Linked DNA regions of Mus musculus: region 2 is linked to region 1. A link is a loop called in an ENCODE intact Hi-C map of the cell type or tissue named here. Cell type or tissue: left cerebral cortex. All regions are shown on one strand. Links, peaks and the distances in the headings refer to the core of each region. The heading gives the core; the rest is flanking DNA. Region 1 holds the start of Ranbp6 (RAN binding protein 6). Region 2 overlaps Il33 (interleukin 33).

The links. Hi-C counts contacts between places; a loop is a spot of excess contacts. Peaks named below come from ENCODE experiments on the same cell type or tissue, not always from the same donor. Only the 100,000 strongest peaks of a DNase experiment are listed, where the experiment ranks them.
Region 2: a loop joins it to region 1, with 2.3 times the contacts of the local background. A loop is called at or near these places in 4 of 42 quality-filtered maps.

Annotation. Positions count from the first base shown.
Region 1 is chr19:29,811,840-29,827,995 of GRCm38, reverse strand. Ranbp6 (RAN binding protein 6) reads left to right here and starts at 15,022. Exons shown (of 1, transcript NM_177721.4): 1 at 15,022-16,156. The coding sequence starts at 15,046. In left cerebral cortex, for the core only: CTCF peaks have their summits at 3,501 (motif pointing left) and 6,817 (motif pointing right); DNase peaks (open chromatin) are centred at 3,481 and 6,826.
Region 2 is chr19:29,938,940-29,955,095 of GRCm38, reverse strand. It overlaps Il33 (interleukin 33), which reads right to left. Exons shown (of 8, transcript NM_133775.3): 2 at 5,329-5,436; 3 at 2,995-3,120; 4 at 2,256-2,366; 5 at 428-553. The coding sequence starts at 5,425. Among named protein-coding and RNA genes, the nearest start is that of Gm41832, 20 kb to the right of the region's middle. In left cerebral cortex, for the core only: a CTCF peak has its summit at 6,763 (motif pointing left); DNase peaks (open chromatin) are centred at 4,835, 6,715 and 9,357; H3K4me3 peaks cover 774 bases; H3K27ac peaks cover 1,107 bases.

The DNA.
Region 1 (16,156 bases), core at 3,178-11,177:
TTCATAAAAGGAAAACTTTGTGTAAAACGTTTTCTGTATATTTAAAGCTATAGATCTGAAGCAGAAGTCAGCAAGTTGGCAAGTGAAAATTCTAGAGTATTAATGCACCTAAGTAGGGATTTGGCCGGCATAAACCCTGAACTTGCCTTTCAGAAGCATATTGTGAGGGAACTTAGCAACCAACAACAGAACTAATAGTTTAAGAAAGGAGGAAGAGGAGGAAGTGGAGGCGGAGGAGGAGGAGGGAGAGGAAGAGGAGGAAGGGGAGGAGGAGGTCACAAGGGAACTCATTTAAAGGCTAGCTAGTTGCTCACAGACATTTAGAGGACCAGAAGTCAGACTCTGAGTCCACACAGCCAAAGGAATGCACAGGGTAACTATGGGTGAAAGCTAAGTTTCCTGGGCTCATCACTGCCTCTGCCCTAAGTGTCAGAGGAGGTACGGTACCTATGATGCTCAGGACACAGGGCCAAAGATGCATTTTCTGCCTGAATCACACCATCCCTGCTATTTGTGGTCCTCTCCTCACTCTGCAGTCAGAGAAATCAAGAGTCCCTATAGATATATGTACAATAGCAACACCAGCAATAATGCTTTGAATGAGGTAGAAATCTATTCCTTCTGAGTCAAGGTGGACAACAGAGGTGCAGAGGTGGCGTGGTACACTGTGGAATGCAGGCAGAGTCTTCTGATGTTCTTGCTCAACTCTGCAGCTTTAGCCTCACTCTCTAAGGGTGCATTAGCTACATCTTAAATATGACTGAGGATGGGACAGAACAAATAGCTGACATACGTGTGTTCTCCTAAAAAAAAATTCGCAAAAGACAAGGGAATCCACAGATAAAAATCTCAGTTTCCTGGTATAACTTCAAGCATTTTCTGGGTCTGATATGGTTTGAACCATCTTGGCCCCACGACAGTCCTTTCCTGACCTTCTCTTGCTTAGGACAACAGCACCCCTGGGTGTCCACACATTATCCTAGTCCCAGCTTTGAGGCTTGCACTCCTCACAGAACTTCAGGGATATATTACAGTTTTCCATCTTCAGCACCTAATAGCCAACACATCTCAGAAGGTGTGAGCAATGTCCCATACTATGCACAGGCTGGCCATGATTGGTGTGAGAGCTCCTTCTACAGCCCAAATGTGGTATGCAGCAAGGCCCTCTCTACTCAACTGTCCCTCAGTCTGGCTTCCTTCTTCACCACAGTCCTTGGTGGCCAGAAGTGACACTCAAGCCTCTGGCTTCCTGTAAGTCATATCATCCTTATTCCAAATTCCATCTCTTGGCAGAGCCTTCATGATAGCTAAAATATAGAAGGGAAAATATTCAGTTTGCCAAAGAGATAACTGACTGCATTATTAATAGGGTTGTAAGTCATTTGTGTTTTAGAGGAAAATGCATTGCTTTATCATTAACAAACTTCTCCTTTTGTTTGAGAGAATAGAGTGTTGTGCATGTATAGCAGAATAAGTTGTGATTGTTACTTAGCCATGTACAACTAAACATAGAAATACCTTCTTAATCTTACTCAGCAAAATCTTTAAAACTGGGAGTTTTCTTGGAGCTGAGGAGATGGCTCAGTTTAAGAGCACTGGCTGCTGTCTCAGAGGACCCAGGTTTGGTTGCCTGAACCCACACGGCAGCTCACAACTGTCTATAACTCTTGTTCTAGGAGATTAAACGTCCCTATGGACACTTCATGCAAATGGTGCACAGACATTTAGGCAAAATACCTACACATATGAATGTTTATATATATATATATATATATATATATATATATATATATATATATATGTGTGTGTGTGTGTGTGTGTGTGTGTGTGTGTGTATGTATGTATATCCTTTTACAATTAAAAGAAAAAACAAGAATTTTCTGAATACTAAGAAAGATTAGTTGAAAGGGTTTTATCCTTTTGTATAAATAGAATCATTCATAGATTTTTTTAAAAGTATTTTAATGGATATATATATATGTGTGTGTGTATGTGTATATATATATAGTGTGTGTGTGTGTGTGTGTGTGTGTGTGTGTGTATTGTCAGTGGACATAAAACAGATTCTTTTTTTATACTTTTTATTAGGTATTTTCCTCATTTACATTTCCAATGCTATCCCAAAAGACCCCCATACCCTCCCACCCACTCCCCTACCCACCCACTCCCACTTTTTGGCCCTGGCGTTCCCCTGTACTGGGGCATATAAAGTTTGCAAGTCCAGTGGGCCTCTCTTTCCAGTGATGGCCGACTAGGCCATCTTTTGATACATATGCAGCTAGAGTCAAGAGCTCCGGGGTACTGGTTAGTTCATAATGTTGTTCTACCTATAGGGTTGCAGATCCCTTTAGCTCCTTGGGTACTTTCTCTAGCTCCTCAATTGGGGGCCCCGTGATCCATCCAATAGCTGACTGTGAGCATCCACTTCTGTATAAAACAGATTCTTTAAAAGAAGTATCTTTAAATGAACCATCATTAATCAGAACGAGCCAGCTTGGTCCTCTCTGTTTTTGAGCCATGAAGAATTTACAGTTGTAAGGTGGGACATTTCCCTTTGTTCCTTTGTATCTGAAGGCTAGAGCTTTTTGCCTTCACTAACTCTGGACTTTCTATAGAAGGTGTCACCCATCTGCTCATCCCAGATTCACCAGAAACAAAAGGACAAGACAACTGATACTTTGCTTTAAAATTGACCTTTCAAGCTAATGCAATGCTGATTTTTTTTTCCTGGTAATCAAAACGAGGTTTGAACAACGTGACTCAGCACTATACATTCATAGAGTTTCTTCATTTCCTGTGAGCTAGGGCTTCCTTTGTGTCAATATTTAGCCTTTCCCTCCTATTAACTCTGTGGTTTGGTGTGTATTCTCACATACTCAGACTCACTCCTTGGCATTGTTATCTTAAGTATAGGTTGATTTTATTCTTAATGAAAAATCTCAAATATATACAAAACCATGGATTAGATAAGAACCCTTTATTTATTCATCACCCTGCTTTGGCCTGACTCACAAGGAATTCTTATTTCATCTGTAACTCTGCCCACTTCACTACCACCTCCTTCTCTCCCAACTTTTTGTTTTAATTAATAATCATTTTATTCATTTGCATTTCAAACGATATCCCCCTTCCCGGATACCTCTCCACAACCCCCCATTCCATCCCCCTCCACTCCTCTTTGCCTCTTGAAGGGTGCACCTCAACCCACTCACCCACTCCTGCCTCACAACTTTTTTGAAGTAAAAATTGTTATTTGCAGTTAGGTGTTCATCTTTGCCAATTTAACCAACTCTGTGTTGTGTGGGCTCCACTATACCAGACTATAACATCTTAATTAATGGACTTGCATTCATCTGTGACTTTCACTTAAAGCCTAAGATTACTGTAACTTTCTGGGCCTAATTCACTCCCATTATTTCTCAAACCTCTAGGAAGGTCCTTTGTGGTTGTGCAAGCAGCTTGCTGCAGTCTGTTTCACTCTTCAAGCAGGGGCGCCACCCACTGGTAATATGTAGAATGCTTCTTCACGCTGATGGTGGTCATTTGAATGGCAATGGCCCCCATAGACGCAGATGTGTGAATGCTTGATTCCCAGTGGGTGAAACTGTTTGGGGAAGAATCAGAAGATGTGTCTTTGTTGATGGGAGGTGTTTCACTGAAGAGGAGCTTTGAGATTTCAAAAAGCGAAACCACTCTCCTTTACCTCAATCTGCCTCCCCGCTTGTGGATCAAAATACAAGGTCTCAAAGTGCAAGGTTTCAGCTATTAATAGCTCCAGAGCCATGCCAGCCTGCTGCCATGCTCTCCTCTTTGATGGCTATGGACTCACTCTGTGAAACTGTAAACCACCAAGAAACTCTTTGTCTATAAGTTGCCTTGCCCATAGTGTTTTGTCGCAGCAATAGAAGCTAACAAAGACACTGATAAAACTCAAATTCTTAACCATATAGTCCCAGTTTGCTTTCTGTTGTGATAAATACCATGGTCAAAAGCAACTTGGGAGGAAATCGAGGTATCTCACGTTAGAGTTTTATCCACCGACGCTAAGGCAGGGACTCGGGGAAGGAACGAGGAGGTAGGAACTGAGGCAGCAACCACAAAGAAATGCTGCTTACAAGCTTGCTTCCTCTGACTTGCTCAGCTACTTTTCTAATAGAGCCTAAGCCTGCCTGCCCAGGGCGGCACACTCAGAGTGGGATGGACCCTCCTCCAGCAACTAGCACTTCACAGAGTGTCCCACAGATGTACCCACAGGCCAATCCAACATAAGCACTTCCTTAGTTGTAAGTCCCTGACTGAGGGCCATGCAGGAGAAACAATAAATCGTTTTAGAACCCATGGACTGCAGTCCACAGGTTAGCACAGCCACGTGGGTGGGCGTCGGTGTAGCTTGGCCCCAGGGACACATGTCCTGAGGACTTCGTGCTGTTATGGAGTTCTGTTCTGCTTGCTGCCCTCACATCCCTCTTAATTTAAGAACTGTATGAAAACTTTAAGGGGGCTTCAAGTCCCTCACTAGGCAGTATCTCTGACACTCACAGTGTTAACGCTTGATCTCCTTCAGGCATTGCTGCTGGAGCAGATTAGTGATTCAATCACCACCCTAGAGAAGAACTTAGAGATGCAGATTGTCAGCAGTGACCACCACCCTTTAAAAAAAAATTAGGAAAAATCAAGTTGCTAGTGAAGCTAGGTTGTAATGTTTTTACTGCTGGCTCTGATGTAAAAAAAAAAAATCTTAGGGAACAATCTGAAATTCAGAAAGACACACTCTTAATAGATAAGCTAGGGACCTTTTACGGTCAGGGAACAAGAACAATGGCAGCACTGGCTGACTCACTTGACTCCCAGTGAGGCTGGACTGGTGATGGGTGATTGCTTTCTTATACCCATTTTTTGCCCTCAGCTTTCTAGTATGATTTATGAAGAACTGCTGATGAGCAGATATGCATTCTGAGGATTTAAGGTAGATGTGACTGATTTTTATATAAAAATTTAGAGTTGTGATTCTTCTAGGGTTCTAAAAGATTGCTTTTAAAGATAAATAATAAAATAATTACTCCTTTCTTTGTAACCGAAAGTTGCTGCCTGCCAGTAAGAGAAGCTGGCTGAGAAAACTACCTTGCTTGCTTACACTTTGTTAATCTATAACAAGTGGCTTAGTTAGGAATGTACATGAGTTTTGGAGACTAATTTGTTTTCTTTACCTGCACTACGTAATGTTATTTCTTGTAAAGGTATTGGGGAAACACATCGTTTTTTAATAACCATTCACTACTAGAAAAAACCTAAAATGTGATCACATTGTAATTTTATACTGCTTGAAAGATTTTTTTTTTCTGGGATATATAAGCTATGGAAGAAAGAATAAAGTATGGGGGCTGGGACATTGTTCCATCTACCCATCATATGTGTGTGTGTTTGTATATATGTATGTATGTATGTATGTATGTATGTATGTATGTATGTATGAATGAATATATGTAAACCTTGTCTGGGTGTGTGTTGGAGCTTGCTCCATCCACCAATTTTGTGTGTGTGTGTGTGTGTGTGTGTGTGTGTGTGTGTGTGTGTGAAATGCTTGGACTCTGCTTGCTGGAGCTTTGCTCAAACCATTCTATGTGTGAATGTGTATATGTCTGTCTATAGTTCTATATGTATGTATGCATGTGTGTGTATGAAGTTATTGGATTCTGCCTTTTGCTTTATCCAGTGTGTGTGTGTGTGTGTGTGTGTGTGTGTGTGTGTGTGTGTGTGTGTAAACTCTCTCTTTCCTTCTCTTTCTCCCTGGTCCCAAGGAGTTAAAAGAGTTCACGGTTTTTCCAGGGGCCACAGGAAATGCCAGCCCCAGTAAATTAAACTCTGTTTCCTCAGAGGAAAGTCAGCTGAGTAACTTCTCTAATCACTGGCTGCCACTGGCCAGTAGGTATGTAGGTATCTGGATCCACCCTTGTCAGTGGCTCTAAGCACTGTCCTCCAAATGGCTGCCTGCCTCAGTTTACCCACCACATAGATGCCAAAACTGGTCATTGGCAATCCCTCTCTGATTACTGACCATGACATGTGCCAAATAATTCTCCAGCACACTGGATTTCTGGAGTCCCTCTCAGATTAGTTTTAAATGGATATAGAGAGGATCACAAAGAAAACAGATTGTATGGGAATTCTGTTGCATCTAGGTGTCCGTGGCTCCAGTCAAGCTATAGCAGACTTGGAAGATGCAATTGTGGTTCCTATCTATAGCAACTCTTCTCGCTTAGTCTTGTGATTAAAAATCATTATTCCGGATGAACAACAATATGAACTAAGCAGTACCCCCCAGAGCTCATGTCTCTAGTTGCAAATGTAGCAGAGGATGGCCTAGTCAGCCATCAATGGGAGGAGAGGCCTTGGTCTTGCAAAGATTCTATGCCCCAGTATAGGGGAATGCCAGGGCCAGGAAGTGGGAGTGGGTGGGTTGGGGACCGGGGGAGGGGAGGGGATAGAGGATTTTCGGAGAGGAAACTAGAAAAGGGGATAGCATTTGAAATGTAAATGAAGAAAGCATCTATTAAAAAATGTTTTTTTTTTAAAAGAATCATTATTCCAAAAGTCTTCGGGAATTCAATTGTCCTTTTGTCCTCAACGGTGCAAATATTTTTATGTTGTGTGTGTGTGTGTGTGTGTGTGTGTGTGTGTGTGTGTGTGTAAAAGGCTATTGAAGACATAAAGGAAGTCTCTATACAATAAAAATTATCTATTTGGGCCCAGCAAGACAGCTCTAAAGAAGTTCAGCTACTGAGGTGTCTTATTAAAGCACCTAGGAGGAGCCTTAATCCCACTAGAGGGCACTGTGATACTGATCAAATAGGGGCAAGACAGCCAACCCTCTCTGACTCAAGAAGCCTTGAGTCCCTTCTACATAAATAACCCTCAAGGTAAAGGTCTGAAGGTGACCTCAGGCAAAGAAGAGAAAGCTAGAGGAAAAAACAAAGTTGTACATTTTTCCTAAATTCTTATTTCCTCTCATCTAGATACTAGAATGACCTAGTGAAGTTTTATTATTCCTCATCTAAAATAAAGAGGCATTTACTTTACAGATCTTCTGGAGTTCTTTAAGGACCACCAGTAATTTAAAATACTCATCAGCCTGAGGCCTTAATTACAATGAGCAGTGTCGCACTACTGAACCATAGTGACCATGTGACATGCTTTTGAAATAAATCTCATACTAAGCCTGAGATATGTGGGGATTAGATATTATAGTTCATTATTCCAACATAACATAACCTATTTAAGAACCTGTGTAAATTAATTGAGAGCCAAGAGGGTGATGTGGCAAAGGCATCTGGTCTGAGTTGGCTTTTTGTTTGTTCAGTTTGGTTTTTGTTGTTGTTGTTGTTGTTGATGATGATGATGATGGTGATGGTGATGGTGATGATGGTGATGATGTTTCTGGAATCCAGGACTTTTCAGTGTGAGGAGTTATGATGTAATGGAGCAATGGTCCACAACGATCCGGTGCAGAATAAAGGATGGAGCTGCCTGTCAAATGCAAAGCAACTCTTTGGATAAGCAGGGAAAGGTTCCAGATCAGCTTTGGTGATGGTGTGTTGGGGGTGGGGTGTTAGAGTCAGACACCAACATACAAGGGTAGGCACACCCTAAGTTTATTTGGATGAGTTTCTTTGGTTTTGTTTTAAGATAAGTTCTCACTAAGCAACTCTGGCTGACCTGGAACTTGCTGTATAGACCAGTCTGGCCTTAAACTCACTGAGATTCCCTCCTCTATCTGTCTCTCAAATACTAGGATTAAAGGCATGAAGCTCTACACTCAGCCCCACAATTTTTTTAACCTTATATTTTAGACATGAGTACATATGTATATGTATGTGACTGTTTATGTGTATTAGTGTATTATTAGAAGAAATCTCGTTCTCCTAAATATGCTTATAGCCGGGCGTGGTGGTGCACTCCTTTAATCCCAGCATTTGGGAGGCAGAGGCAGGTGGATTTCTGAGTTCGAGGCCAGCCTGGTCTACAGAGTGAGTTCCAGGACAGCCAGGGCTACACAGAAAAATCCTATCTCGAAAAAAAAAAAGTGCTTATATTGAACATTGCATTGCTATTGTAAAAATAAACTGTAGACCACAAAGGCTATATCAGAAAGATTACATTCACATTTAACCAAATTAAGCTAATTTTTCTCCAAAAAAGTATTACTTGTTAAAACCAGAATGAAAATAAAAATGTAAAGCTCTCTGAGCCTCCTATTCCTTAGCCATCATTAAGCCTGGCTTCCTGTACCAAACACCTGAGCCCTTACTTCATTTCCTCTAAGCCTTGGCTATGACTCCAGCCATGGCTATGGATATCAAAGGTCCCTTTGAGGTTCCACTGCCTGTGCCCTGATAGTAGCTCACCTCAGGCTTATGTCTATAATTCCAGACACCTCTGGTTCGACTACGTTTGTTGTGTTGTTTTGTTTTGTATTAAAGTCTCATCCCATGGGACTTATCAAGAAAAAAAAAGTAAGCAGAGAACTCCCTCTGGGCTTTGGTCACAGGAGCCACCCCTGACACCCTCATTACTCAAACTCAAGTGACATCTTGGAAGTTGGAAGCTGTCATACCACCTTGTTGTGCACATGCTGGGATTTTCCAGGGCTAGGAGCTATGCAATTAGCAAGCAGCCTCACCTTTAGACCACGAACATGAGAGGATCCAGTTCCTTCATCTCCACAAACCTGATAGAAATATCTGCTCTCTCTATCTTAATTCTTTCCCTGAAAGGCTACCCAACATCCTCCCTGTTCCTTCTTCCCCACCCACCTCAACACAATCTCCTTGATGAACTGAAGCTTCTATAGCGCAGAGAGAACTCCCGTCAGCCAACTGCTCCTTTCCTTACAAATAGACCCCAAGGGGAAAAATGCACAAATGACCTTGGGAATGGAGAATAGAAAAAGTGGAGGAAACAGTCCCACATTAATTAATGTTGTACGATTTTTCTATATTCATATTTGTTGTAGATGGGCCTGGTGCTGTTCTTGTGAACCAATCTTCTAATGAATAAAGGAGCCAATCACTGGGCAAGTAGGTGGGACTTCCAGATTGGACAGAGGAAGAGAGGAAGCAGGAAAGAGTTAGGTCTCTTTTGGACGGGGATAGCATGAGGACAAGATGTAATTACTAGTGTCTCCTGGTTTCAACAGTGGATCAATCAGGATTCACCACGGGGGAATTCAGATTTAATAAGGCTTACAAGATTAGGATTTTAGTTGTTGCACCCAGAGATTTAGCTATCATTGTTTCTGAACTAAGTTTGTGTAGCATTTTCCTTCACACAGCAGTTCAACTGGGTTCAAGTGCGAAAGACGTAGGTCTTTGGTTGGTGAGTCAGACTCTGAGAGCCCTAAGAGTCCAGGTTAGTTGACTCTGTTGGTTCCTGTGGAGGTCCTATTCCCTTTGAGGCCCACAGTCCTTCCTCCTATTCTTTCATAAAATTCCCCAAGCCCCATCCACTGTTTGGCTGTGGGTGTCAATGTCCATCTGTCTGAGTCAGCTGCTGGGTGGAGCCTCTCACGCAGATGGCCATGCAGAGCTTTCAATGGCTCCGAAACTCCAAGTTTTCCTAGACAGGTTCTGGATGTTCCCTATTTAGCAACGAGGACTCAGACAGTGTCTTTTGTTTATTTGTTTGTTTATTTGTTTTTGTTTTTCGAGACAGGGTTTCTCTGTATAGCTCTGGCTGTCCTGGAACTCACTCTGTAGATCAGGCTGGCCTCGAACTCAGAAATCTACCTGCCTCTGCCTCCCAAGTGCTGGGATTAAAGGCGTGCACCACCACGCCTGGCCCCGACAGTGTCTATACTCGAGCATTACGTCACATTTACCATGTTTTACACAAGCACCACAAGAAACACACCACTCAAAAAAATGAATCCAACTGTACCAAAGTATGTAGAATAAATAGGAACATCTTTCTGTTATTAGGGAAATGATGACATTCTTTTCATGGTTCTTGGTCATTAATAAAATATTTTTAAAGGGGACCAAGAAGAAAACTCTTGCATATTTAAATTTATGCTTGAGAGAAAGAGAACCAGGCAGGCAAACAGGAAATCTCGGCAGCAGCTGAGAAGAGGGAAAATGAGAAAAGGAAAAGGCATGTATTTAGCAATGGAGGTTGGTAAGCAGCTGCTCGGACAAAAGGGGGTGAGCTTTAGAGAAAAAGTAAGAAAGCCCAGAGTGGGGCTAGAGAGATGGCTCAGTGGTTAAGAGCACCGACAGCCAGGGCTACACAGAGAAACCCTGTCTCGAAAAAAAAAATCCAGCTATGAATGGAATAACTTATTTCCAAAGCCTAATCTTAGCATCAGAGAACAAATAATACAAGTATAGATGCAGAGCTAAGAGACAATTGACAAATGGCACTTCTGGATTCATAACAAAGTTCAAACGATGATTTCCAGTGGCTTCAGCCTAAACTCCCTAGTTTGAAATTCCCAAGGTATGTTTCATCTAGTGGTCTAACACTTGCTGGTCATCATTACTTAAGATTCATTGGTTCATTCAAAGTTATGGCAGAGTGGTTTTCTGACTGAGGCATCCTTTTCGAATTCATTAGGTGGAGTGCGCACAGAGCAACAGTCACTCACAATGGTCTCTATGATCTGACTTAAAATTTGTACAGGAAAAGACAAGGGAAACTTGCTTATTCCCTTAAGTCCATTTTCAGAGCTGCCAATTTAGGAAGCTCAGAAGATGATTAAGGGGTTAGTAACTTTTGATGTTAGAAACTTGTCACTTTTGTTCATATTTTTAATCTTCTTTTAGCCTACTGTAGGCATTATTCTTTTTTTATATTGAGGTTGTCTCATTTTAGTCTAGCTAAAGTGTATGTGGCATTTTTGTTGGTTTTCTGTATCATTTTTAGATCTGGATTATATCATGCAAGATCAACTTAATTCTATCCCTCTCATTTGGCTCTAAATCTCAGCTCTTCGGTGAAATTTGCAACTTGTCTTGAATTTTCTACCACTTGGTAAGATGCTAACAAACACCTTAGTTGTCTCTGGGGAAATAACCTTGAGATGCCCTTGAGATGTCCTTGAGATGTCTTTGGGGAAGTAATCTTGAGATGCCCTCTCTACCAATACAACACAGCTAGTGTTAATTATAAAAGTTAAAATTGCTCAATTCTAACCAAATTGGCAAGCCAATTTTGGCTATTATGTAGTAGCCTTTCCCCTACTTCTCATGGGGGAAAGAAGGGGATAGCAATGAAAAAAAAATGAATACAGGAGAATCATTCATTTTAAAATAGAGAGCTAAGATTGTAAATCATCTTGTGTTTTTCTAAAGCAATAAGTCATAAATGATTGTTCTAAGATGGGTTCAGTTTTGCTCCTACTATTGAAATTATAACTGTCATTTGAACATGTGGGGACCAGTGAAAGAACAAACTATGGACTCCAAGATTCACCTATCTTGAGAAAAGCCTTTTCCTCCCAAAGAGCAGTGTGTTGATTGACACAAACACTGCTGTTTATTCTTTTAGAAGTAAATAAGCTGGCAAAGAACGGCATGTGGTCGAAACAGGTCACTGGGTCAACTCATGGGAAGATGTCTTAGTCACTTCCTTGTTTGGTGTGTGTGCTACTGAGCCTTTGACCTCTTTCCTACCATCAAAGTCAGCTGATTTGGACTTTCTGGTAAACTGAACTGGTAATTGACCTATTCAATGTCTATTCTGTGTGCATCCCTTTTCATATTCTTTCCAAAGGAATCTTTCTAAAATTTGGTTCATACCACTTGATTGAAATCGAGTTACCTTTAGGGGAAGGATCCACATTTCTCAGTGTGGACTATGACACTTTCATCGTCTGCTCTACTTACTTCCCTGCCTTCCTCCTTATTGTCCCAGGCTCCTCAGGCGCCTCCCCCCTAATGCTCTGACCCTGGAGGATTGGCAAAGAGCTCTCACAGTTTGCCTCAAGGCCTCTGCATTTTAGCAAGTTGTTTTGTCTACTTTGGACAGCCCCCCCCGCCCCCGTCCCCAAGATAGCTAATTAGGACTCATTCTTAAAAGCCAGTCAGGCATCACTTCCATCTGAGATTCATGTCATCAACTCTGAATATTGACTAAAAGAAATTATCAAGTTCCCCCTTATCCTTTACTGCACAAATTATAATTCAGATCGAGGGAATGTTGTTTTTTTCAAACTCCCAGCTGACTTCCTCTACACCCCAGTGGATTAGCTGCCTCCGTAATGCCTGGGCAGAATTATTTTCACACTAATTCCCTGAGTGTGTGGCATTTACCATTTCCTATAAGTATCTTCATGTAGTTGATCTTTGTGTGTGTGGTGTATAGTTTGTGTTCATGTGGTGGTGGTGGGGGGTGCATTTGTGCAAGTGGAGTTAAGAGGTCAGTTTCTAGTGCCTTCCTAAATTATCTCTCCTTATTGAGAAAGGGCCTCTGACAGAAGTTTGAGCTCATCAATTTGGCTAGGCTGGCCATTTTGCTCTAGAGATCTGCCTGTTTCTTCCTGCTCCCACACAGTGCTGTGTGGGGTTATATATGTGCAACGGGGTGCTCAGCTTTTCCATGGGTACTGGGATCCAAACTCAGGTAGTCATCCTCTTCACATAGCAGGAACTTTATCAACTGAGCCATTTCCAAGCTCCTCTCATATGTATATATATATATATGTATATATATATATATACACATATATATATGTATATATACATATATATATATATACATATGCATATGTATGTGTATATGTATATGTATATAGATAGATAGATATAGATATAGATATATTTTTTGTGTCCAGCACTATGATTGATAAAGCTCCAGTGAATATTTTCTGGTGGAATAAATGTACAACTGAACAATCTCTTTAAAAATTATTCTATTTACATTCCAGTCATTGTCCCCCACTTGGTCCCCCCCTCACAGTTCCTCATCTCATTCTTCCTCCCCCTTACCTCTGAGAGGGTGCTTCTCCCTGGCCCCTGCAAACCTCCCCCTTTTCTGGGGCCCCAAGTCTCTCGAGGATTTAGTGCATATTCTGCCACTGAGTCCAGACCAGGCAAACCTCTGCTACATACATGCCAGGGGCCTTGGACCAGCCCATGTATGCTCCTGGCTGGTGGCTCGATGACTGAACAATCTTAACAGCATTTCAACTATTGTTGCAAGCTGTACTAATTTATATATACTCCCATATAATATAGCCAAGCTTCCCGGTGTTCCACATTTGCACAGGCCTTGGCACTGTCAGTCATTTACGTTCCAAACACTACAGAGGATTGTCACTGGATCTTGCTGTGGTTTTAATAAGCCCTTAGTATGCTAACGGATGCAGCTGTAGGGAAAGCATTTCTCCAGCATTCGTTAACATTTCCTAAAACTGCAGATGCAGAGGCTTTGCAGCCAAACTTTTTCTAGGAGCAGTAAGAAGAGCAGTGAGTCTGGTACAAGATGAAGCACTGTAGGTAAGATTTTAGAATCAAAACAAGAATTGATTTGATCCATAATTATAAAGTTTAGGTATTTATATAAAATCTCTCTGTGCTTATTAATTATGCATGTTTGGGTTACAGTTCTCAGAAATCTAGTACAGTAATTTGGAAGCTGGTCCTAACATCTGTATTTTAAAATAAACACCCTAAATGGCCTTGAAATGGTTCACCAAATGAGAAACACTGTTCAGAGACTAGTTTCATATTACAAATTAATTTATGAGACCACCTATTTGGTCAGTCAACTTGTTAATGTGAAACTAGACTTTCTCCATTTTGTGTGTATATGCAGCAGAATTTCACAAGACTGAAATTCAGATTTCTTGGCAAAGTTTAAGACAGAACACAATAAATGAAGGTCTCTGATGACGTTGCAAAAGCAACAGCGGCTATAGGGGATGTTCTGTGGTGACAAAAGGTGCCACTGCCTTAAGACTAGGTAGAATTTAGACTCATCTGCTGTGAGCCTCAGCCTCTCTGGCTCTTCATTTCTTGGTTTAAAGTAGTGCTTTGTCTGCCTTTATCAGCCTTACAGAATTACCTAGGGCTGAAATGAGTGTGACAATGGCTGGCAGAGAGGAAGATCTGATCTCAGACTGTTACACCTTATAATTATGGTTTTAAATAACTCATCTGCCTACATTAAAAATACATAGCCTTGGGGAATTTGTTCTTAGGGTAATCTTTGCAGCTTCCTATTCATGGGTAATTAGGATTCTAATAACTGAACTGTCATATTACAGTTTAGAAACACATAAGGAAAATCTTGAGTAACAAAAATACAAAAGTAATGTATATAGAAGACCAGGATTCAAGAAGCTTCATTATCATTACTCCAGATCACCTCCCACCTTACTCATTTGTCTTTCCCACTCTGTTAGAATCCACAGGACAAGAGATTGGGATGTACGCCCGAGTTTGAACATCTCGGGTTCTACTTCTTTGGGTGTGGCAACGGGGAGGAAATCATTAACCTTTGATTGAGTTTATTTTGCAAGTAGTTTTATTATGGTTTTACTCACTATACCCAGTTAACAATTTAAATTGTATAATTCGGTAGTTCTTAGTAGAACGGCATGACATTGGGGGAACCATCATCACTATCAACTGCAGAACATTTTTACCAACCCTCAAAAAGAAATCCCCGGACAGCAGTTATACTCCATTCTTCCCTCCTCCCTCACTCCATAGCAGGTGCTAATTAAAGTTCGTCTAGAGGTGCTTATTCGAGGTCTTTTACAAACAATAACGGCATCATACAGTATGTAGACTTGCGGAGCGAATTTCTCCCCATCTCCTTCCAGCCTCTACAGGAGCACATCGGTCGGAGAACAGGACGATACCCCTAAAACGCACTCAGCTCCGTCCACCCTGTAAAACCCAGACCCCCGCCTGCCAGCTTCACCCCGCCGCAGCGGAGAGTGGGAGCAGCGCCCCGCCCATCCCCGGCGTCGCCTCACTGACGTCACCGCTCCCAGCCGCAGACTCCCTCCCTCCTTCCCGGTCGCGGTAGCTTTGACAGGACGCGATGGCGGCGGCCGGGTCTGCAGGGTTGCCGGCGACCGTGTCGGAAAAGCAGGAGTTTTACCAGCTTCTGAAGAACCTGATCAATCCAAGCTGCATGGTGCGGAGGCAAGCCGAGGAGGTCTATGAGAATATCCCAGGTCTGTGTAAGACTACATTTCTCTTAGACGCCGTCCGAAATAGAAGAGCAGGTTATGAGGTGAGACAAATGGCTGCCGCACTGCTACGACGGCTTTTGTCCTCAGGGTTTGAGGAGGTCTATCCAAATCTACCTCCTGAAGTGCAGAGGGATGTCAAGATTGAACTGATACTGGCCGTTAAGTTAGAAACACATGCTAGCATGAGGAAAAAGCTTTGTGATATTTTTGCGGTGCTGGCCAGGAATTTGATAGATGAGAGTGGCACTAACCATTGGCCAGAAGGTCTGAAATTCCTCATTGATTCGATTCACTCTAAAAATGTGGTTCTGTGGGAAGTTGCACTTCACGTTTTCTGGCACTTTCCTGGGATTTTTGGGAACCAGGATCGTCACGATTTGGATATCATCAAGAGGTTGTTGGACCAGTGTATTCAAGATCAGGAGCATCCAGCAATCAGGACATTATCTGCTAGAGCTGCAGCTACGTTCGTCCTTGCTAATGAAAACAATATTGCTCTTTTCAAAGACTTTGCGGATTTGCTTCCTGGGATCTTACAGGCTGTGAATGATTCCTGCTACCAGGATGATGATTCTGTGCTAGAATCCCTTGTTGAGATTGCAGATACTGTACCTAAGTACTTGGGTCCCTATCTAGAAGATACTCTGCAGTTGAGCCTGAAGTTGTGTGGAGACTCTAGGCTTAGTAACCTGCAACGCCAGCTGGCTCTGGAAGTAATAGTCACCTTATCTGAAACTGCAACTCCAATGTTGAAAAAGCATACGAATATTATTGCACAGGCTGTGCCTCATATATTAGCAATGATGGTTGATCTTCAAGATGATGATGACTGGGTAAATGCTGATGAAATGGAAGAAGATGACTTTGACAGCAATGCGGTTGCTGCTGAGAGTGCCCTAGACAGACTGGCTTGTGGACTTGGTGGGAAAGTTGTTTTGCCAATGACCAAGGAGCATA
Region 2 (16,156 bases), core at 2,827-10,826, 130 kb before region 1:
TCCTTTTGTCATATACCAAAAAAGCGGAACTTTAGTGATTCTTAGAAAGATCTTAAAATATATTCTGCTCTGATGGATTCCCCAATATGCAGGTGGTATTGTTTATGACAAAGGGATAATCTTTCACAAAAGACTATGCTTTGGGGACACTGAAAAGGTGAACAAGATCTTATTATTCAGCATTTGTAGATACATGTAGTCCCTCTTTCTGTATTTCTCAATAGGTATTTCTCAATGTCTGATTTATTCCCTGAAGAATGTGACTACACTGAGACCTTCTTGACATAGGAAGGACTAAAATTACCAAAGATGGTGAAACTTGCTGCTGTTGAATAGCTCAGTTAATCCACTGTTGATAACTTGGTAGATTTTTTTTTTTTAAACCTTGCCAGTCATTACTAAGTATAGACGTGAGGAGATACTCTACCTTGCTCTTGGTCTTTTCCAGAGTCGTCAACATTGATCACATAACATCCATTCTCCAAAACAAAACTAACAGATTGGTCATTGTATGTACTCAGGGAGGCAGGAGACTGTGTTAAAAGTGAAGTTCCTGTCATTAAGAATAAAAAACACAAAGGATTCTATGAACCGTTCTCTTGGTTATTTATATGAATTACTTCCTCTGAAGAGTTTTGGTCTTTAGTGTGAGCTCTACTTTGTCATTGTAACATAGGCAAAAGCTAAGTACCATAGCTGATACCAGGGTGGGATTAAAGGTGTTACCTTCCTGCACAGTTGGGGTGAGGACGAGGAGGGTAGCTCCTTTTCTTACCTTCCCACAGTCTAGGGGACAGCTGCAAAGAATGGTCATGTTTTGGAAGACATAGGTGAATGTATTCCCCTTTATAAAGCATGATCACTTAGAGATTTCCAACACTCTAGGGCAGTGTTTCTCAACCTGGTGGTCCAGACCTTTTGTGGGTTAAATGATCCCTTTACAGGGATTGCATATCAGATATCTTACAGACCAGATATTTGCATTAGGATTCATAACAGTAGCAAAGTTGCAGTTATGATGTAGCAACAAGAGTAAGGTTATGGTTGGGGTCACCACAGCGTGCAGAACTATGTTAAAGGGTTACAGCATTTAGGAAGATTGAGTCACTGGTCTAGGGGGATGCAGATGTAAACTAGTTCTGCTTTTGCCCGGACAATCGAAACACATACAGAGCACTTGATAACATTTTAAAAGCATATATGGGTAAACTGAAGCAGACTTGGACCCATCTGAGGGTCCTACATTCAAATTTACTGTACAAAATAGAAAGAATTTGCATGTGAACATCTAAACATCTAAACATCTAAACATCTAAACATCTAAAGTAATTTAAATCCAGTTTGTGAGAAACTGAATATTGACCAGGAGGTTAATGTATTTATATTAAACATATACTAAGTATATATTATATATATATATATATAATATATATACACACTATACATAAATACATTCTAAGTTGTTTTATATAAGATCACATATAAAAATAATATATATTAGAATGGCAATATGTGATTCTTAATCACGATTCCTTAGTGATGGGGCTGCTAATTTGTTAATTATTTAATTTGGCCTTTTGTTTGTCTTTGAGACAGTTTCTCACTATATAACTCTAACTGTTCTGGGACTCACTGTGTAGACCAGGCAGACCTGAACCCAAGGAATTCACCTGCCTCCCCCATTCTGGGATGGAGATTATATGCCATTATGCCCAACCCTCACTTTGAATTTTTCCCACATTGATAGAGACTACATGCAGAGCCTGGCACATGAGGCAAATGTTCTACCACTGAACTACACGCCCTGGGTTCTCTTCACTTCTTGATAATTACCATTTTACTTAGAACGCAGCAAAAATGGTCAAAAACTTTAAACTACTCTTCAAGCCACATCATGTTATTTTAAAAGATAGTTCCTTTATTTTCTTTCATGGTGAACATTTTGAAATGTGGGGACTGGTGCTTTGTTTTTTTCCTCTCTCCAAGGATATTACATTTATCAGGACTGATGAAGACATGCTCCCAACCTATAGCAAGTATTTCAAAATACAAGTGGAATGCTAACCATAGATTAAATAGGCACAGCTCCACCACACCCAATTTGGATAACCACTGAACTGGTACCCAAGCAGGAAACAAACGTTTCTAATACATATGAAGACATACTCCTGAGTTTGCTCTATGCAATAGCCCTTGCCAAGGCCCCATGTGCTATCTCCCACCTCACCCCACACATCCCCTATGACCAGTCATACCTTGGATGCTCAATGTGTCAACAGACGCAGCAAATGCTTGGATACTGCCAAGCAAGGATCTCTTCCTAGAATCCCGTGGATAGGCAGAGAAGTTCTCTTCATGCTTGGTACCTGCAAGACAGTAGTGGGGCTTGGGCTGAGTCAGCAATCTTCATTGTGCCAATATGCTATCTTTTTTGATGGCCAATATGGCGACGGTGGTAAGTGATCCTAGGGCTGTGGCCACCCAATGGTCTAATGGGATCAATTCCTCCTTAATAATGACGTAAAGTGAAGACCATTTGCACTCCAGTAGAGCACACCAAAGGAAGAAACAAACAAACAAATAAACAGAAAGCCACTCACCACAGTTACTGCCTTCCAAAGCAGCCACTATGAACCATTTAGTTTGTTTCCTCTATATTACAAAATATCACACCACATGATTACATATTTACACATAATCTTGTGTCTTCTGTTTTTACTCACCAGTGTATCCATTTCTAAAGTGGATTCTAGAATAGACTTTTTGAATATTTATTTAGAAATTCTAAAATAGAAAAACCCTTTCTAAAATGGCCAACACATTATCATCTGTATTCTTTTCCTCAAGGAGAATTTAGGTAAGAAAAACAATTGTGTGTGTGTGTGCGTGTGTGTGTGTGTGTGTGTGTGTGTGTGTGTGTGTGTGTGTTGTGTGTGTGTGTATGGAAAGTAAAAGCAAATAGATGCCCATCAGTCTTTCCAGAAATGTACTTACCCGATTTTAGTGAATATCTTTTCGTGGGTTCTTTCCTAAAATAACTAGTCTCCTTTCTTATGGTGAGGCCAGAACGGAGTCTCATGCAGTAGACATGGCAGAATTCTTTGGTCTTCTGTTGGGATCCTAACAATAGGAAAAAAAGAGGTAGATTTATGTAGGTCATATCCTATAATATACACGTGCCTCCAACAGAGGCTGGAACAGCACTACTTAGTTAACTTCATTAATTTTACAGCAAGCCACAGATAGGATATGCAAAATGAAATAGTCTTTTCTCCTTACTGTGACCAAGTCTTTGACAAGCAGCAACTTAAAGGAGAAAGGGATTAGTTTTGCTTGTGTCTCAGGTTCTTTATGGAGGGAAGGTGTGTCTATATCCGTATTCTCCTTAATTAGTTCTGGATCCAGCCCAGGGGATGTCGCAGCTACTCATTTTCAGGGTGGGTCTAAGCCAATCCTTTCCAGAGAATGCTGTCATAGACACATACCTAAAGACATGCCTCACGAATGCCTTGAGTGGTTCTGAATTCAATCAATTTGCCTTTTAAAATGAGCCGTTCCAGACCTTGGGATTTGATAGACAAGAGGCTGGAGTTGCATTTTGCTGCCACATGGTCTAAAGACATTAGGTCTTTAGAAATTTGGGGTTTTTTGTTTTTTTTTGGGTTTTTTTTTTTTTGGTGTTTTGTTTTCATAATTCCATTTGAAGGACCAAGTCTACATTCAGTATGGACCAATCTTTGCCTAACTGAGGGGCACGTTAACATCCATAGGAGATTTCTGCTCGTCATAATTTTTGGAGGATGGCTGTAAGCCATAAAGGTTATTGATACTAAAAGAACTGCCATTGACTGCATATAAAAACGAGGCCAAACACTCTGCTAATTACTTTTATGTGTCTTTTAACTTAGCCATTCATGATTATCTTGCAAAGTTTTATCTTAGTTTTACAATGATAATTCGAGGCTTTTAGGGTTCATGGCACTGCCCAAAATTACATAGCTCAGAGTTGTGCTAAGAAGTGTGTTACAGTTAAATGTTCCCACAGAATCTTGTCCTTGAGCACTTGGTCCCAAACTAGTGAAACTCTTTGGGAGATTGTGAAACTTTTGGGGCCTTGCTGATATACCTAGACCGTGGGGGACAGTCTCAGATTATAGCCTGGTCCTTCATCTCCCACTCTTGGGCGGTGCCATATGAGAAGTCCCTGGAAGCTAAGGCTACCAGAGATCAAACTGGTTCAGCCACCATCCCTGCTGTATCCTAATGGCCTGTATCTTCTAAGCTATGAAGCCTTTATGTTGCTTCTGCTGGGTATTTGGCCATAGCGGTGTAAAATTAATTAATGCAATATCTTTAATATCAAAGCTACTCATTAGACTCTACCTCCATCAAAGAAAAGGACCACTGGCCAGATGTGGTCGTGCCTCTAGTCCCAGTACCCAAGAGGCTAAAGCAGGAGGGTTGCGAGTTTCCAGATCAGTGTGAGCTACACAGAGTCTTATTTGGTAGGGGAAGAAGTAAGTGAGCACTGCCATCTGAGGGAGCAGTCAAATGCAAATTCAGGCAACGGAACTAAAAAGATTAACGAGTTATTTGTTAATTCTCATTTTACTTAGCCCAAGAAAAATTTAAGTCCCATGCAGAAAAGTCCATTGTGTTCTGGACATCGTAAATAGTATTCCAGGGTGAGATGGAGATGAAAACTAGAACATGTGAATTGTAAGATCTCAGTATTCGAAGCAAGCGCGGGCACCAATGTCAGGCATTCTGGCATGTCTACTCCACAAGGCAGTGCCGATAAAGGGCCTCGTTTTCTTGGATCTGAAGACAGTGCATTCTTTAATAGGAGGAAACTTGGGAACACCGAGTCACTTGCACTGAGTCATTATATCTGCACAGAGCATTATGACATAACTGCAAATGAAAGGATTAATTTAACTGTGATTTTTTTCTGGCCATTCAGAAACCACTGTCAATTTTTTTTCTTTTAAATCCTGGCTTTGAAAGAAGTGTGTGAGCAGTCCAGCACCTCGGGAAGGGCAGAAGGGGACATCGCTTTCCTTTCCCATCACCCTCTAACTTCCGTTCTGTCCACCAGAGCTCTGCTACCCTTCTTGTTACTAGTCCAAGAATAAGTGGTCAACTGTCCTATGTTGTACCAAATAACAACGGTGATGCTGTGAAGTCTGTTTAAGAAAACAACAAGCTGTCTCTCTTTCTTTTCAGCTCTTGTATACTTGAGAGTTTTTGGTAAGGTCGCCCGTCTTCATGTTGAAATAACAAATATTTGATAATAGATTTAATAGTGGTTAAAGAGAGCGCTCTTACTTCTTATTTTGCAAGGCGGGACCAGGGCTTCGCCTGCGGTGCTGCTGAACTTTGCCGGGGAAATCTTGGAGTTGGAATACTTCATTCTAGGTCTCATTTTTCAGGTTTCTGTGGGATTGAAATATAACATTAATCCAACTATATGGACCTGAAGTCATCAGAAGCAACCTTGGCTATCTCACCATGAAACTGATAGCCATACAGGGGGGAGGGGGGAGAATAAAATTCAGCATAGTATTCTGACTCTACATTTAGGCTAGAATCTAGCCATAGAATCAAAGAATAAAGTAATGAAAGCACAGAGAAATCTGAGGCTGAGTAGTCTTAGTGTTAATGCCATGTTTGTGTTGAAATCTCAGTACTGTTTTGTTGTAGTATATAGCAAAAAAAAAAAAAAAATAGCGATACTGATCTTGTATGATTTCTCACTGTAGGGGGGTAAGAAATATAAATACGTAACTCAGAAGCCAAGGCAAATGCCCTGCGATGTTAGATTTGAGTCAGTATTAAACAAGCAGTGTGTGTACACATTTTATTTTCTAAATATTTTCTCCACTGGAAGGAACTTTGACTCCAGATTCGTGGTCAGGAAAGTAATAATGACCATAAAACACGTTATGCCAGAAAACGTCCAGCTATTAAAAAACTAAATGAGTTTGTGTCAAAAGCATGTGGGAGCCACCGTGGAGGGTTTCCTCGGGTCAGATTTGGCACCAGCTGAATGTTTAAAAAGAGTAATGGCAGGCAGTGATCAAGATTAAGCATGGTTCCTCAAGAATAAATGGAGTAAGGTTGCCGATTTTCTCACAAGTTCAAAGACCAGGGTAACAAAGGACAAACCAAAGCCCAAGGAGATCTAGTGGAGAAATCACTGGGCATAAAGGGGGAAAACCAAAACAACAACAAAAACAACAGGGCAATTAAAACTCATGGAGAAACAAAAAGATAACACGAAGTAGGAAGCAGTCCAGAGCTCCAGTCCCGGTTCCAGGCATTGGTGGGGGATGGGGAGAGGGACTGGGAAGGATTAGGAGGGAGGGAGCAACAATCACAAGTTCATCTGGGTTTAGGCTACCAGAAGAATAGAATTGCGCTGCTCGCAGCGCAGCGGGAGAAACCCATGGTTAACAGTACAGTTCTCACAAGCCAGGGCAGAAATTAGGTCTAAGGGCGAGTTCCTGTCCACTGCTGCCTAGAGTAAAGACGCCACACCGTCACTCTCCGGTAGTTTAAAAGTGTTGTGACCAGCAGCAACTCTGAAGATCAGAAAATACAGACAGGTGCCAAATCAGGATGCCTGGGAACGCTGCCATAGTGACCGGCTATGAGGCAATCCTGGAAGGGATTGGTTCGGATGAACGAACCAATGAGAAGTTTCAATTACGGGGAGCCTGCTCAGTTGAGGAAGGAAGACACAGTGATCAGTGCTCCCGCCCTCTGGTGGCGAGGACTACTCAGCTCCTGGGATTGGGGATGACTGAGGCCTCCAAGCAGGTAGCTGAAGATTACTTATAAACCAGGACAGGCTGATTGCTCTTCCATCTGGACATAACTAGGAGAGCCGTTTGCTCCCTTCATTCTGAGGTGAACTAGGTGGACTTTGCCACAGTCGCGGACTCCAGAGAGCCTCAGTGAATGATAACCTGCCCAAGCCTAAGGAATGTAGACATCGTCGGGGGATGCCATGGCCCCATAAGTGCAAAGGAAGAAAGCATCTACGCTTTTACAGTCTAGAGTAAACACAGCCCTGAGGCTGAGGATGGGTGCTCTCAACTGGCCTCGCTATTCTAGCCAGCTTAGTGGGAGCAAGCTCTAGCCCTCTGCCCTCTGCTCACAGACCCGGAAAGGTGCTTCCGTCTCTCTTTTTATTTTCCTCTCATTTAAAACTATTACTTATTATTTTGATTTTTAAAAACATTTTTATCCCTCTTCTGTCTAATTTTATCTACTTCTTTTACATTTGAGTTTTAAATCTTGTTATCTTCCCCACACTGTTTCAACCTTAACACATTGTCTATTTTTTCTTAAATTTTTTAAAAATCAAAATATAATTATGTCATACTCAGGCCAATAGAACCGTCTAATTCTTGCTAGTGGCATCAAAAACACATCAGAAAAATATAGCCTTAAAAATTTTTTTAAACTGGGAGAGCTGGATATCCATGTGTAGAAGAATGAAAGTAGAACTTATCTCTTATCCTGTACCACCCCCCCAATGAAACTAAAACTGTTATCTCTTCTCTCTCCCTCCATTATCATCCTCTCTCTCTCTCTCTTTTGTTCAAAAGGATTAAAAATTAACTACTCTATAAAAGTTACAACTCTGCTTTGAAGGGAACCATTTATTCTGAGCCAGCGATGATAGCTGATCATGGCTTAGTAGCATTGATTCAAGTTTCCCTAAACAATGCACTCCTAAGCGGAAAGCAGTCGCATGAAGGCTTTCAGGCAAAGAACAAAGGCAACCATATGCCAGCCAATACATCCAACAACTGCATCAGTTGACAACTTCGAGGAGGTGCGGGGTGCGGCTTGGGGGGTGGGAGTCGGGTGGATTAGAACTTGGTATTTTATTTCAAACACTCAGCCCTTCTTATACTCAAAGCAAATGGCCAGCTTCTTGAAATATTAATATTCTTGAAATAGTAATAATAAATTTCGGAAGATGTTAACTAACATAAGGCAGAGTTCCCTGAAGAAGCTGCGGCTGGGTTAAATAATCCCACGTACTCTTCTCGTTCACTGAGTAAAATATTGTCATTGTCTTGATCATTGGTCAATGATCAAGAGCCAAACTTTATCTCTGGCTGTCTTAGGCTTTTTGTGTAAACAGCCATTTCTTTTAATAATGGCATCTGATTTGATACTCTCAGAATGGGCTGTTTATGCATAGCACAAAGCTAAGAAGCTGCAAGCATTCAAAACCTACAAGAGAGACCTCCTCCTTCTTGTGTCTTCTGTGTGTCGAACGTGTTATGACTAATGCAGTTATTGAATACATTGGTGTATGGTGGCCTTTATTCTTTGCCTGAAACCCTTAATGTAATGGCTTTCACTTAGGAATGTATCATTTAGGGTAACTTGAATCCATACTACTAAGCCACAATGGTCAGTCATCCTTTCTGGCTCAGAATACATAATTTCCTTTAAAGCAGAGTTATAGCTTTTACAGAATAGTTAATTTTTAAGCCTTCTGTGTGGGGTAATAGGATTAGCTAACCACATAAAGGTCAGATTTTCAGTTGGGCAGGAAACAGTTTAAATAATAGCCTGCCTGTACCAGGAGGAATTGAGGTCCCTTGCTCACTGCTAGTGCTGAGCTTCTGAGCTGCTTCCTGAAACAGTGCTGATTTCTGTTTTCTCTTTCACCAGAGGGTGCATGTGTCCTAGAAACAATGTTTTTCTAGTCATTAAAATTGTCTTTTAAATAAACCTGTGTGTTGCAGTCGATAGCCTCTCTTCTTGGAGACTTAGAGTTCATGCATGTTAACATAATAACAATACCAGCAGCCCCTCACTGAGACGCCCTGCCTGCCTTTGCCTTTCTCTATCTTCAGTTAATTATTTGATCTCCTAACCTTCCCTTCCCTTTCGTCCTCCCTTGGACGAGCTTGAGCAAACTCATGTAGAAGAACTTTGCTCTAAAGGACTACTAGCCTGCGTGGTTGAACAGATAAGAAACTAAGGAGTGAGCATTAAGGACAGATACATCGACCAAGACTGTCAGCATCTTTATCACAATTGCAGAACTAAAAGTATAACCCAGAACTGGTTTCAAATCCCATTCTGATAAACAAGCCACTTTCTCCAGTAACAAGTCTTTTCTCTCTTTATATCAGAATCATTTGAGAGCTGATAGATGCTACTATTGGTTCCCCTCAGAAACAGAGAGATTGACCTGGCACTCACCTCAATACAGACAGGAAATAGCTGGTCTTGAATGCTGTACTTTCCTGCAGTGAGCCCCGGTGGAGAGCTAACACAGTCGCGCTTCAGTTCTATTTATATGGTAGCTCAGATTAAACAACTTTGGTAACAGAAGCTGATGAGTAAAGTTATGCAAATGGAGCGATATGAATGGAATGTGAGGGTGTGTAGCTGTTCCCAGGAGACAGATTCCCCACAGACCCGTCCTTTCAGAGATATACTTAATTACTGGCTTTTAAATGTAACTTTTAAAACAGATGCTCAGTGATGCCTTTGCTGGAGAAAGTTGGTTTTTTGTTTGTTTGTTTTGTTGTTTTGTTTTGTTCTTTTGTTTCTTTCTTTCAGGTAAATATTTTTCTGATTGTAAAAAGGATATATGCGTGCCCTTAGAAAATATGTAAATGTCTAGAAAGTATCTATGCTCTCAAGTTTTTTCTTTCCTCTATGGGGCTATGTCACACACGTATCTGTTTCTTTTCTTTTTTTAAAAATTTTTTTTAAAGATTTATTTATTTATTATATGTTAGTACACTGTAGCTGTCTTCAGACACTCCAGAAGAGGGAGTGTCAGATCTTGTTACAGATGGTTGTGAACCACCATGTGGTTGCTGGGATTTGAACTCTGGACCTTTGGAAGAGCACTCGGGTGCTCTTACCCACTGAGCCATCTCAACAGCCCTGTGTATCTGTTTCTAATTGGGAAGTGGAATCCTACTGCAAATGCTTCTTGAGCCGGTGTTTTCTTGAGCCGGTGTTTTCCGTTCTCTAAAATGAACCCTGGATCCTGAGTGTTTTCTGCTTTCAATCTTGTAAGTTAAAATAAACCAGTTCCTTAGTGCTTAACACTGGGCTCTTTCTAGGCTTCTCCTTTCTGTTCCCTTGACATTAGTATTCCAGCCAAAGTGGGGTGGTGCATGTGCACGATTCTTAGAAAATGTTGAAGTTCCTTGCTAACATTAATTTATAATTAATTTGCAATTTACCTCTGGATCAAGAGGTGCATGCACCTCGTGATTTAATAGTTATTTCCATGTGACTTCCAAAAGTCTATGTTGGTTTGTAGTTGGTCAACAGTCTGCATGAGTTTCCCCGCCCCTGCTCCCATTCTCCCCTCCCCACCCTGAGGTGGCAATACATCTTGTCACCTTTGACACACTTATCTTTCTAAAGAATAGAAATATTTTGTGGACACTACTCTGAGTGTTAGGGTCTTCGGCTGAATAAAAAGGAGAAAGTGAGCTGAACACCACCTTTCATAGCTTTCTGTTTGCTGGGTGAGGCTACCACGTGACCAGCTATATCAGAATTCCTGCTGCCGTGCATTCTCAGTCGTGATGGGCTGTACCACCTGACCTGTGAGCTGCAATGAACCTTATCTTCCCTATCTTCTTACTGTTGCTTCTACCAGGAATTTTATCACAATAATGAGATACAGTCTCTAAGTTAAGAAAGTAACCCCGTCAGCAATGTTAATTGAAACATTGTCCCTTGGTACTATTTATTGGATTTTTAAATGAAATTTCAATTTATAAATTTTGTGTGGAAATATCTAATTTCTAAATATCATATAGAAATATTCAATACTTTCATTTTAAAATTGTGGGTTTTGTGTCTCAACTTAGGATATCTTTTGCATCTATGACTAAAAGATTTGCTTATGCTATTTTCTAATATTTATTATTTAACATTTTTTTTATTTGTTTGGTTTTTCAAGATAGGGTTTCTCTGTGTTGCCCTGGCTGTCCTGGAACTCACTCTGTAGGCCAGGCTGGTCTCGAACTCAGAAATCTACCTGCCTTTGCCTCCCGAGTGCTGGGACTAAAGGCGTGTGCCACCAATACCCGGCTCATTATTTAACATTTTATACTTGGATTTTTGATTGATTCATGATTACTGTTAGCATAGAAATGTAAGTTGTGGTGAGGTATGGTAACACAGACTTTTAATCCCTGCACCCTGGAAGCAGAAGTCAATATATCTTTGTGATTTTGAGACCAGCCTCAATATATATGTGTGTATATATATACATATATATATATATATATACTGTATGTATATGTGTATATGTTTATATATACACTTTTATATATATACATATATATGTATATATGTATGCTATTGTTTTCAACTGCTTGTTCCAATTATGTTTGCAATCCAGTTTAGACAAAATCAAGCTTTAGTGTTTATGTTGGGAGCAGTGTGCAGAGGCCTGCGAATAGAATAAGGAACACTGATATCGAGAAACTTCTAAAATTTATTTATTTTATTTTTTGAAGCAAGGGTTTCACTATGTAGCCCTGGCTGGCCTGGAATTCTCCATGTAGACTAGGCTGGTCTTGAACTCACAGGGATTGATTCATCTACCTCTGCCTCCAAGTGCTGAGATTAAAGTGCATATACCACCATGCCTGGCTGATAGCAGGAAGCTTTTAACGTGTTAAACATTCACTGTACTTTGTGATTTTCTGACTCTGTGATGTGCCATCCAAAGAAAAAGAGTAAAGAAAACCAGTTTGATGTCCAATTGAAATCCCAGATAAAATATGCTGAGAAAAGAGCTGGGGTCACATTTGAGGGGTCAGTACAGCGTGTATACGGTTGAATGTGGGCCATCCACACACTTCAAAGAGCTCTTGTGTGTCAGCGTGAGAAACATCATAGTTCCAAGTCTCAAACACAAAAAGTGTGAGCTGTCATCTTTTCCAAAGTACTAATGTGTATGGCGGCCTCTTTGGCCTTTAGGAAGTTACGTTAAGTAAATATTGAATTGGCATTTTAGGTCAGGGACGTCCATCGGCATGAGCCCATGGGACACCGCGTGAAGATTTTCTTTTCAGTTTGGTGTATTTTCTACATCTGGTCAACCAGCAAGTCCTTTATCGAGACACCCCTGTCCTCCTAGGTGTCAGGCAATTCTCTTCGATGATCAGAGCTGTTGATATGCCATCAGAATGTCGGTTTGGCTACTGACTTTTCTTTCCTTAGTGAGACTCTTTGAAAACTTTGTGAAGGAACTTGGAAAAGATAGATAATATCGAAAAGACCTCTGACCCTAGAGAAAGTAATTAAGTGGTTTGGAAATCATTACAAGGAAATCTAACTTCTCTGAGGTCTCTTGAGGTCATAGCAGTGATAGGCTTGAGTCTGTGTACAGAGGGCTGTCTAATGATGACGCCAATGAGTCAGACAGCTTGCTGCTAGGCTAGGTGCTGGGAAGCAGTGGTGAACCAGTCAAAATCCTGCCTTCTGAAGCTTACTCGACACTGGCAGGCGGCTGTTGAGTAATATTCAGGCAAATACAATCTTCCCGAACACTGACGTCAGGAACCCAGAAAGGAGCTGGTGCTGAGGAAGGGCAGTCCCAACTTAATGTCAAAGGTCCTTCCACAAAGTGCAAGGAATCTGGGGGTGGGGCAGAAACGCCTTCTGTGCAAAGAACACTCCAGGGTAATGGTTCAGTTCAAGATGGGCATAATCTGCTTAAAGAACAGGGGGAGCCTGGTTGAACCACAATAGGCTATCAGGAACATAGTAGATGGGGGTAGAGATGGTAGAGAGCAGGAGGCATGTTTGGTTGGGCTCAAGAAGCCAAAGGAAGTAGCCTAGCCTCAACTTAAAAGACAGAAGGAGCCAAAGAAAAGGTTTTAAGCAATATGGATGTGATTTGACCTTTTTTTTTTTTTCATTTCTCTTTCTTACCTCCCTTCCTCCCTCTGCCCCTTCCTCCCTTCCCTCTCTCTTTTCTTTCCTTCCCTCCTCCTCTTCTTCTTCTAGATGAAAATTCACATATCCCAGACCTCGATACAAGTCGCTGCGTAGAGGACTTTTTAAAATTACATTTATTTGTTAGTCACGGGCCATGAATATCATAGGACAACTTGCAGGGACGGCTGCTCTCTTTTACTACACGGGTTCCAAGCATCAAACTTACAAGATTTAGCAGGAAGCACCTTTGCCCACTGTACCTAAGCTCAGTGACCCAGTCTGGGCCTTCTGACTCTCTTGACTCTGTCTCCATCGTGCCTAGAACCCAGGACTTTGCTCATGCTAAGCAATCACTCTACCAACTGAGCTTTGGGTCCTGGCCTTTCCCTTTTAAAAAAACTATGGCTACTATACAAGAAACATCTGAAGGCCAAGAAGAAGGGTGAGCGAGGAGTTTACAATAGGTCAGTCTTTAAAAAAATAAAATAAAACAACATATAATATATATATTGTTTAAAAAAATGTATGTGCACTGTACGTGCCTGTGTGCATTTATGCACACCATGCATGTGTGTGAGTGTGTGCCTACACAGGCTAAAGAGGGTCTCAGATCCCTGGAACTGGATTTACCAGTGGTTGTGAGTTGCCATATGTGGGTTCTGGCAGCTAAACCCAGGTCCTTCGCAAGAACAGCATGCGCTCTTAACTGCTGAGTCATCTGTAGCCATTAAGACACTCCTGAGTGAGGACAGTGTCCGTGAGGTGACTACAGCTTCACAGCTTTGGCCATTCATCTTATGTGAGCCAGGAGCCTTTTCACTAGCTATTTGCATATGGTTATCTCCCTGTTAGCGGCGTAAACAGTAGCTCACCTCTTGCCCAGGGATGGTCTGGCAAGGGCCACACTGCTAATTGTAAGTAAAGCCGGATCTGATAACAAGCTCTTTCCCTGAAGGCATGGGGAACATTGCTAGAATGGGATGATGTTGAATTCCAGGGCCTAAGTTCTAGTTTATGCTGTGTCAAGCCTTTATGGTCTAACATGAGAAGATTCATGAGTCTGTGATGGGAATCTCAAAGACATATTGCTAGTGCATAGAAAGAGGCAGTGTCCCCAAATGATCTGCTTTAGTTTTATTTCTACAGCTGTGATAAAATACTCCAACAAAAAGCAACTTGGGAAAAGGATGGTTTTACTTAAGTTCATAATTTCAGGTTATGTACCCCCGTGGGGGAAGTCAAGACAGGAACTTTAAACAGCTGTTCACATCTCATCGCAGTCAAGAGAAGGAAACAAATGCTTACGGGCTGGCTTGTTTGCATTCAGCTCAGTTTCTCCATTCCTATACTGCTTAGAAGTCCCCTCCTCCTCACCAGGGAATTGTGCCACTCACAGTGGGCTAGATCCCTCCACGTCCATTAACCAAGACCATCCCCCAAAGCCATCCGTACAGTGTGGCCCGCTGCACACACCCCCTTGATTAGGCTCTTTTCTCCAGACATTGTAAGTTATATCAAGTTGAAACCATCACATGGTCTTAGCTGATAGTCGATGGCTAAGCTTTCTAAGACAGAGTGACTTCATCACAGGACAATGCTGACGCACAGTGGGTCTCTTACACCAACTCTGTGCCCTCTTGGTTTTCACTTCCTTTCAGGCGGAGGCTGGAATAAGGGAAGGGAAAGCTGTCGTGAAAGCTCCCTCCTCCTCGGAGCTGAGTTACTTTCTCTTTCCTTCCTCCCACTGCTCTGAAATTTCCCTCTCCCTGGGAAAGGAAGTGCTCCCTGGAGAAAGCTGACAAAGCAATGAGTCTAGACAGATCACCCTCCAGAAGAGGGCGAGGACCACATTATTACTGGAAAGATTTCCTTTAAGCCTTTAAAGTGAGAGGCACTTAGTATTGGTTTTTAATTATTAAAAATTAATTTGCACACACACACACACACACACACACACACACACACACACACATACCTGTTTTTGCCCAAGGGGATCAAAAGAGGGTATTAGATGTGAGCTCTCTCACATAGATCCTAGGGACCCAATTTGGGTCTTCCGGAAGCATACCAGGTGCTTTTAAGCACGAGCCTTCTCTCCAGCCCCAGCTTTTATTATCTGTGATTCTCTGCTCTGCCTTGCTGTTGCTTCTTTGGATATAGTGTCCTCCCCATCAGCCTCTATCATCTCCCTCCACACCCTGTACCTTTTACGTCATAGGGCACAGGTGTCTGTCACTCATCAGTGCCCACCTGCTTCCACACCTGCAGAGCCTGGCTCACCTGTCCTTGCCAGTGATGCCGGAAAATGTTTCATTTTGACCCCTGGAGCGTAATCCTAATGTTTTATTTATCTTATCCTAATGGGACTCAGACTTCTTGTTCTTGGGTGGCGACACTTCCTAAAGTAGAGTAGCTGACCTTCCGGCTGGCCCATGCTCTCCAATCTTAGGTTGACCATTCAATTTATTCAGCTCAGGGCATCCTTTTATTTCCTGGCTTCCTCTCAAAACCTACTCTATACTTACACGTGTTTTGAATGTCCCTGATGTGTGTGCATTAAGTTTGGTGTGATTTTGAAAAAGATAGACTGGCTTCCTGGTCCTAGGATCCTAGGCTCAGGATCCCCATACTGCATATCCCCACCCCCACTTCTTGGACCTTTCACTGTTCTATCAGGTTTCCTGTCTTAAAAGCAAGGCGAGTGTATGTGTCCTGCGTGGTGTCTCCTGTCTCCCAGAATCCCCCTTGGGTACCTGCTTCTGCACCTACTCCTTTTTCACTCCTAGGATGCCATCCTGGTCCCCTCTGTCCACTGTTAGCTCCCACGCACAGGTGAGCCCACAGTGGTGTTTGCTGTTTCATTTTGTTTTTATGTATTCAGAACTGTTAGCACTAGAGGAAAGGTGCGTGTAACCACGTGAAGGATGTGCTTAACACATAGACCTTTGGCTTTAGTTTAACTCTGAAGGGCAAAACAAATTTTTCTCCTACATATAGAATAGGTTTTTAAGTAAAACTTAGTAAGTAAATACATAAATGACTTTTATAGAAATTCAAAATAAATATGAAATATCAAATAGGAATAAAGTGTTTGTTTCAGTTTCTCTTTTTTCTATTCCCAACCAGGGACACATTTTTGGAATTTACATTATACATTTAGTATATTGTAAATATATTAATTTATTACATATTAATA